2 separate regions of the Homo sapiens genome follow, and region 2 is linked to region 1. A link is a contact called in ENCODE Hi-C or POLR2A ChIA-PET data. All regions are on one chromosome and are shown on one strand. Each heading gives the region's core, a stretch centred on a gene start or an enhancer-like site at or near the end of the contact. The rest is flanking DNA. Distances are from core to core; before and after follow the strand shown.

The links. Hi-C counts contacts between places; a loop is a spot of excess contacts on that map. ChIA-PET counts read pairs that join two places held with the same protein, here RNA polymerase II (POLR2A). Pooled maps may share reads with other maps.
Region 2: a pooled map shows a loop between it and region 1 (4-fold over the local background). The contact joins the enhancer-like site here to the promoter of TYW1 in region 1. A Hi-C loop is called at or near these places in 2 of 50 pooled maps. POLR2A ChIA-PET finds 5 or more read pairs at or near these places in 3 of 52 experiments (AG04449, Panc1 and T-cell).

What each region holds. Positions count from the first base shown.
Region 1 is chr7:66,995,085-66,999,301 of GRCh38, reverse strand. TYW1 (tRNA-yW synthesizing protein 1 homolog) reads right to left here and starts at 2,469. Exons shown (of 16, transcript NM_018264.4): 1 at 2,320-2,469; 2 at 1,107-1,237; 3 at 348-485. The coding sequence starts at 2,323. It overlaps SBDS (SBDS ribosome maturation factor), which reads left to right and starts at 3,716. Exons shown (of 5, transcript NM_016038.4): 1 at 3,716-4,012. The coding sequence starts at 3,885. RefSeq lists a silencer at 2,599-2,718.
Region 2 is chr7:67,064,534-67,068,484 of GRCh38, reverse strand. TYW1 (tRNA-yW synthesizing protein 1 homolog) reads right to left here. Exons shown (of 16, transcript NM_018264.4): 10 at 1,082-1,200. Among named protein-coding and RNA genes, the nearest start is that of MIR4650-1, 48 kb to the left of the region's middle. Within about 2 kb of position 1,349, at least 5 of the 41 ENCODE cell types and tissues checked have a DNase peak (open chromatin) inside an H3K27ac peak, as active enhancers do.

The sequences.
Region 1 (4,217 bases), core at 1,220-3,719:
ATCCTTTTTTCCCTATTCCCTACTTCCATACCCATGGGCATCGATAATGGACTCACAACTTTCTCTAGCCTGCTGAGGCAGAAGCAAACTTCAGAACAAAGGCCCCCTCAAGACACTGACCATCAGACACCACCAATCAGCTCTAACTGGGCACAGGAGATGAAACCTGCCTACCGTCACAGAATGGAAAAATATTTGAGGGGAAAAGGCTGGGAGAAAGAATAAAGAAGGTTAGATGACCAATTCAGTTCACTGCTAAAGGACAGTTCACTGCTAAAGTTCACTGCTAAAGGGATTTTCTTAAAATGTCAGGAAACCAAAGGAAAAGCATCATATAAATTTCTTACCTTCGCTGTTCCAGTCTGAGAACCATAAAAAATCTTCACTCCAGACACAAAGATGTCTTTCTCTTGAAGGGAGACATAACCATTTGTCATCAAATCCTGAGCTGCTTTTGGAACAGATTTTTCCTGTAAGTTCTTGCCCTTGAAGACAAATAATTACACAAAATCCATCAAGTCTAAATCGTTTCCCAACTTCAGCAGGGATGAAAATTAGCACAGATACTGACACATTTTATTTTTCTCTTAATCTGACACACTGTATTTTTCTCTTAATCTTTCTGGTTGTATTCCTCAAATATTAGCCCCTTGGTATAATAAGGTCCTTTAATAGGCAGGACCCACATTTTTAAGGCTCATGATTTCCTTTCCCTCCAAGAAAAAACTTTACATACTTTTATCCTATAAGGTATTTTAGTAGAATAATAGTAGGAACTTATTTTCTGATCCTTAATTAATGGAAAGAGAGGACTACTGACCCTTAAAGGTATAAAACAAATTTGTTTTTCATATAAAAGGTTCACTTTTCATTACAAAAATCTTCCTGTATCTTAAAAATGAGACACACCTATCAAAGAAAAAGTAAAGAACTTAATCCAAGATAACTTAGTCTCCAAAAACTTAGAGAAGAAATTTATTTTAGGCATTTCATTAAAATGTCTAAAGACCAAACACAAAAGTAATTAAAGGTTCCTTTTAGTATTTAAATCCTCTATAAAATCTGATGCCTAAATACTCCATTAAAAAAAAAATAACTCCACTTACCTGCGTCTTGATGACAATCTGGACACAAATCCAAAGGCTAATGCTAACAGCAAAGCCCAAATAAATGTAAAACCTGTTTATCCATAATGATATTAAAGGTGAGAAGAGGTCCCATGTATCCGCAGAAGGATCTAAATTTAAAATGACACACACAATTTCATTTAAAGCTACATATACAAAGATATCCATCCCAATTTTAAGAAGAAAATAAAACCAACCTTACATTCAACAACCCAGCTAAGAAATCTAATTTAAAAATCAACTGTTGGCCGGGCACGATGGCTCATGCCTGTAATTCCAGCACTTTGGGTGGCTGAGGCGGGCAGATCACCTGAGGTCAGGAGTTCGAGACCAGCCTGGCCAACATGGTGAAACCCCGCCTCTACTAAAAATACAAAAATTAGCCGGGCGTGGTGGCGCGCACCTGTAATCCCAGCTACTCGGGGGGCTGAGGCAGGAGAACTGTTTGAACCTGGGAGGGAGAAGTTGCAGTGAGCCAAGATTGCGCCACCGCACTCCAGCCTGGGCGACAGAGCAAGGCTCCATCTCGGGGGCGGGGGGGTGGGGAACAACTGTAATAAAAATAACACACTATGTAGTAACGTAATAAAATTATCACACTGTTAACACTAACTCAAAGAAAAAACAGAATATAAAATTGTATCTTCACTTCGAAATGAGCATTTAGAAGCAAGAGAAGGAACACAAAGTAAAAATACTTCATGTGAAATTAATTTTGTTTTGTTGTGCTTGCTCCATAAAAAAAGCTTAAGTAGTAAAAGCACTCTTTTTACTAACTGTACTTTCAAAGGCTCACGGTTAAACTTGTAAAAGATTCTCAAGTAACTGACCTTACACCTCATTTTTTTTTTTTTAAGAGAGATATGCAGGGACCTGGCTTCAAACGTTCAACCTGGGAGCAATTTCAAAAGTCGAGGCCTGAAATTTAGGCTTTACAGGTGCAAAAGTCCTAATACACGTAGGTAAAGTGGGAGGGGTAGTTTTCTGTCTAACCCCCTAGCCTCAAAAGGCAAAAGCCAGGTCAAAAGTAGGGATCAGTCCTCCTTGCTCTCAGCGGCGACTAGCCGGTGCTGTCAAGTGCAACAGTCTCCGAAGGAAAGGGACCGAGGACGCCACTCCGCCCGGAGAGGGTCTCAGTAAAACGTTTACCTCCCCTGCCGCCCCAGGGTCCTTGCCCGCCGAGTGCCCTTACCCATCCTCCTCAGAGCCGACAGGAGACTAGGATCTCGGACCTGGATAGCCCGATGATTCGCACTGGTACCGCGAGACGCACCGAGCTACCTCGCCGCGTTAGCGGCGTACCGAGTGCCTGCAGACCTGTGGGCAGCCATGACACTGCCAGGCCGGTCCTGATTGGTTCAGAGGACGAAGAGGTGGGCCCAGAGGAAAGCCCAGAGCTCCGGGAAAGGAAGCCAGTGCCCGGTGCGCTCTCGGCCCTGCTCCGATTGGCTCAGAGGGGAAAGGGGGCGTGCCCAGAAATAAGCACCTCCCAGAGTTCCAGGCGATGAAGGCGGAGCGCTTCCGCCTCCATTTGGATTGGCTCAGACTGGGAAAAGGCGGGCCCAGAGAGAAATGATTGGCATGGGAAAATTAAAAGAGGAAAGGAGCGGGGAGCGGGGGAAATGCTATGTGGGCCTGTTTGGATCTTAACTGAAATAAACCGACTGTAGAAAGGCATTATTTTTGGGAAACCCGAGGATGGACTCGCTATTAGATGATATTAAGGAATTGTAGTTAATCTCGTCGCGTGTATCTGTTAAGGGCTATAGGCTGAAGTATTTAATGCTGAAACCATATGATGGTTTCTTTAAAATACCCCCAACCGGCCGGGCGCTGTGACTCAAACCTGTAATCCCAGCACTTGGGAAGCCGAAGCGGGAGGATCGCTTGAGCCCAGGAGTTCGAGACCAGCCTGAGCAACATAGTGAGACCTCGTCTGTACAAAAAATTTTTTTTAATTATTTATTTAATTAAATTAGCTTGGCGTGGCCGCTCACACCTGTAGTCCCAGCTACTTGGGAAGCTAACGCTGGAAGATCGCTCGAACCCAGGAGGTCGAAGCTGCAGTGGGGCCATGACCCTGCCACTGCACTCCAGCCTGGGTGACAGAGTGAGACTGACTTAAAAAAAAAACTGTAAATAAAAAAGCAACAAAAAAATGAAAAAAGAATAAAACAAGGATGGCAAAATGTTGATAGCGGGGTGATGGGTACATAGAAGGTTCATTACACTTTTTTGTCTACATTTTATGTTAAAATATTTCTATTATAAAAGGGTGAGTAAATAAAAATATTTATTATAAAATAATTCTATTATAAAAAATATTTATATTATAAAGTGGGTCTGGCCCTTGAATTCCGCGGAACGAGGTGGTGCCAACGCTGTGTTTTAACCCGGTCACTAAACATCCGCGAGCATCCTGTCAGAGCTCTCAGCTCATTGGCGAAAGTAAATACGCCAAGGAAAAGCACCTCCCTTTTTGGGCGTGGAAAGATGGCGTAAAAAGCCACAATACGCAGGCGTCATCGCTCACTTTTCCCCTCCCGGCTTCTGCTCCACCTGACGCCTGCGCAGTAAGTAAGCCTGCCAGACACACTGTGACGGCTGCCTGAAGCTAGTGAGTCGCGGCGCCGCGCACTGGTGGTTGGGTCAGTGCCGCGCGCCGATCGGTCGTTACCGCGAGGCGCTGGTGGCCTTCAGGCTGGACGGCGCGGGTCAGCCCTGGTTCGCCGGCTTCTGGGTCTTTGAACAGCCGCGATGTCGATCTTCACCCCCACCAACCAGATCCGCCTAACCAATGTGGCCGTGGTACGGATGAAGCGTGCCGGGAAGCGCTTCGAAATCGCCTGCTACAAAAACAAGGTCGTCGGCTGGCGGAGCGGCGTGTGAGTAGCCCCCTCCCTCGGGCCTGGGCCTGGGCCTGAGCCGTCACCTCCGAGGCGGCCTGTCTCTGCCCAAGTCGAGTGAATGGGCCAGGCTGGGGTGTTGGCCGGGGAGGAAATGGAACATTCCTGCTGTGAGCATGAGACGTCGCTGTCCGAGCTTGGCGCCTAAGCCAAGGGTTTCTTCTTTATTTGGTTGGTTCGGATT
Region 2 (3,951 bases), core at 100-2,599, 70 kb before region 1:
GAGTTCAACTAAGATAAGAATTAAGTAGCTTCTATTAGATCTGATAGTAAGGAAGTCATTAGTGACCACAACAACATGAGCTGCTATGGAGATGTGAGTTGGCATAGAGAACTAGGAGTTGAAGAGTAAGCAGTTCTAAGTGAAGGAAAGAAATGGGTTAGTAGGCTGGGTGCGGTGGCTCACGCCTGTAATCCCAGCACTTTGGGAGGCCAAGGCGGGCGGATCACCTGAGGTCAGGAGTTCAAAATCAGCCTGGCCAACATGGTGAAACCCCATCTCTACTAAAAATACAAAAATTAGCTGGGCATGGTGGTGCGCACCTGTAGTCCCAGCTACTTGGGAGGCTGAGACAGGAGAATCACTTGAACCTGGGAGGCAGAGGTTGCAGTGAGCCAAGATGACGCCATTGCCCTCCACCCTGGGCAACAAGAGCGAAACTCCATCTCAAAAAAAAAAAAAAGAAAAGAAAAAGAAATGGGTTAGTAGCAAGCACCACTGCCCCCAAAAAGAGAGAGACAGAATTGTGCAATTTAGCCATTTTCTTTCACTTAAACTATTCCCAATTGTTGTAAAAGACTCAATTCTGCATACAATGGGCTGTAACCAGCTGAAAAACAACATTCACTGCTTGTATTTCCAGCAAGATAAACTGAAAAGCCTCCAATAAAAAGACACCCAAGCTGACACCTTAGCATAAAATTAGTCATAGATAGAAAAAAAAGAAAACAATGTAGGAGAGCAAGATAAACAGAAAGCACAAAAGGATAGAATAAAAATAAACTTTTATCACTAATGTATCACTATTTATCGATAATCACTATAAATAAGACAAACTAAACTCACCAGTTAAAAAAGACAAACTGTCCAAATGGATGTTTACAAATCCAGCAATTCCTCACAGTGTTTGTCCAAGAGAAACAAAAATATTTGTCTACAAAATTTTTATACACTAACATTCACAGTTGAAAAGATTAATCACCAAGACAGCAGAGCTCTTAGGTAAGTCTGAGTGTGAGCTGGGCAGATTGATTACCACAGCTCATTACATATTCGATCACCATGACCTTTCATTTTTACTTACCGCCAACAGAAGACACATTTATTAGCACACGCCAAGCTCGGGGTGGTTTCCATGCAGCGATGGCTCTCAATTCCATAGAATGTGTGTTTGTAACAACCTCCTCTCCCTCGGAGCATGGACTATGACAAGTAAACAAATCACAATTTGAATAAAATTGTCAAAGCACAGAAACAAACCACCAAGGCATCATTTTTAAGAGAAACCATGTGTTTCGTAACCATGAATACTCCTACTGGTAACTGCATGACGCAGGAAATTCGCATCAGAGCATTTCAGTGTTTTGGCAGTGCTTTGGGTTTTTACTAAAGCCCAGTGAAATAAACCTATGATTCATTAACTCTGAAAACTCTACAGGGAGAACCACTAATGCTTTCATTTTCAAATCCATCAGACTCCTTCAAATAACATTAATACAATAATATATAATGCTAGGAAACAGATAAAACAGACTCCTAAAAAATGGGGGCTGTCTGCCTATGCAAGCATATCCCTGCTCTGAATAAAGAAGGATGGGTAAGGGAATGCATCCTGGAGTGTTGTTCCTTTGTTTTGTTTTGAGACAGGGTCTTGCTCTGTTCCTTAGGCTGGAGTGCAGTGGTACAATCATAGCTCACTGCAACCTCCAACTCCTGGGTTCAAGCAATCTTCCTGCCTCAGACTCTCAAGTAGCTGGGACTATGGGTGTGAGCCACCATGCCTGGTTATTTTTTAATTTTTTGTAGAGATGAGGTCTCACTATGTTGCCCAGGCTGGTCTTGAACTCCTGGTCTCAAGCGATCCTCCCACCTCAGCCTCTTCAAATGCTAAGATTACAGTTGTGAGCAAACCACTGTGCCCAGCCCTGGAGCATACATATTTGAGACATTGTGGAAGCAAGCAGCAGGTATACAAGAAATACATTATTCCCATTTCCAAAAAGATCACTATTTGATGATGCAAGGGATAAAAACAAATATCACGAGTCATATAAGTTGGTACATGTAGTAAGAAGGTAATCTAAAAAAATGTCTAGATCAACCAGGGTTGGAATCAAGATAATATCAAGCTTTAAAAGGTAAAATCAGATCTGTCCAGAGCTCTGGGTAAGACAAGCTTGATTTCAGTACAAGTGAAAGCAGTGAAGCCTGGGAGGAGGTTATGTGAGACAGGTAATGATGACTTTCTCCTAAGATCAGTGGGACAGGTAGGGTACTAAAGAAGTGAAATCAATGTCATTCCCCACTGAGGAGCAAAACAGAGGAAGTCATCCAAAATAACTGATTTTGAGGCCAAGTGACTGAAATAATATGGAATTAATAATACCAACAACGAACAAGGAGAAGGAAAGCAGAGACACGAATGAGTAGCCTTTACACGTGTATAGGGGTGTGGGTGTGTGTGTGTGTGTGTGTGTGTGTGTGTAGTCTCACTCTGTCACCTAGGCTGGAGTGCAGTAGTGTGATCTCAACTCACTGCACCCTCCGCCTCCCAGTTCAAGCGGTTCTCCTGCCTCAGCCTCCCAAGTAGCTGGGATTATAGGCATGCGGCACCACGCCCAGCTAGTATTTGTATTTTTTGTAGATACAGGGTTTTACCATATTGGTCAGGCTGGTCTTGAACTCCTGACCTCAAGTGATCCGCCCACCTCGACCTCCCAAAGTACTGTTATTAATATAAGCCTGTCCACAATGAAAGAATATTACATAAATGTCTACTAGCTTATTTACTGTCAGTTGACCATGAAGCCTTTTAACTATTTTTTGTTTTAATTAAAAAAAAAAAAAGTTTCCCTGTCCATATTAGTACTGCATTTGAAAAAAAGGTGTGAAGGGAAAACCTGTGCCTACAAACCTCTTCCAAGTTCCTAATAAAATGTACAAGGCAGCAAACAAAACATTCAAATCTTGTAAATAGCACTGAAAACCGAAACGTCCAACAAATGCCAGAGTCACAGAGTAATTTCCACAAAATCTCATGCCACTAGAGAAACAAAGCTGAAGAACTGTACACTTCAATCACTATTGATTAAGAAGTTAATACACTTTGTTCTGAACTGCCCTGTGCTCCCCTGTCCCATTCAGGTTGAAGTCCTAAACTTCAATGCAATGCAACGGCATGTGGATATAGGCTCTTTAATGAGGTATTTAAGGTTAAGTGAGGTCACGTGAATGGGACCAAAATCTGACAGAACTACCGTCCTTATAAGAACAGGAAGAGAGACCAGAGATCTCTCTGCATGTGCACAGAGGACAGATCATGTAAGGACTAGAGCCCATAAGATGGAAAAGCAACCAAGGTAGCTTCACCAAAGGACCAGTGAGAGCTTCCCAGAGGTGTGCGGTCCAAATCCAATACTGAAGGACTAAAAGGATTTTTCAAAAGGACTCTGTAAGACACAGGCATAGAAGCATGTGAGAAGAGGATGGAATGTTTTTCGTTTTAAAAAATGATGTCTCCAAATGTTTAAGTCTGTGATCCATTTTGAATTAATTTTTATATAAGGTGTGAAGTTTAAGACACTCTTTTTCGGAATTTGTTGCGGGGAGCAGTATTTGGGTCTTTTATTTTTTTCTGTTGGTTTTGGCCTATGGTTATCTAATTGCTCCAGCAGCATTTGTTGAAAATTTCACCATGGAACTTGAAATGGTTTGGCTGTGTCCCCACTCAAATGTCAACTTGAATTTATCTCCCAGAATTCCCACGTGTTGTGGGAGAGACCCGGGGAGGAACTGAATCACAGGGGTCAGTCTTTCCTGTACTATTCTTGTGATAGTGAATAAGTCTCACAAGATCCGATGGGTTTATCAGGGGTTTCCACTTTTGCTTCTTCATTTTCTCTTGCCACCACCATGTAAAAAGTGCCTTTTGCCTCCTGCCATGATTCTGAGGCC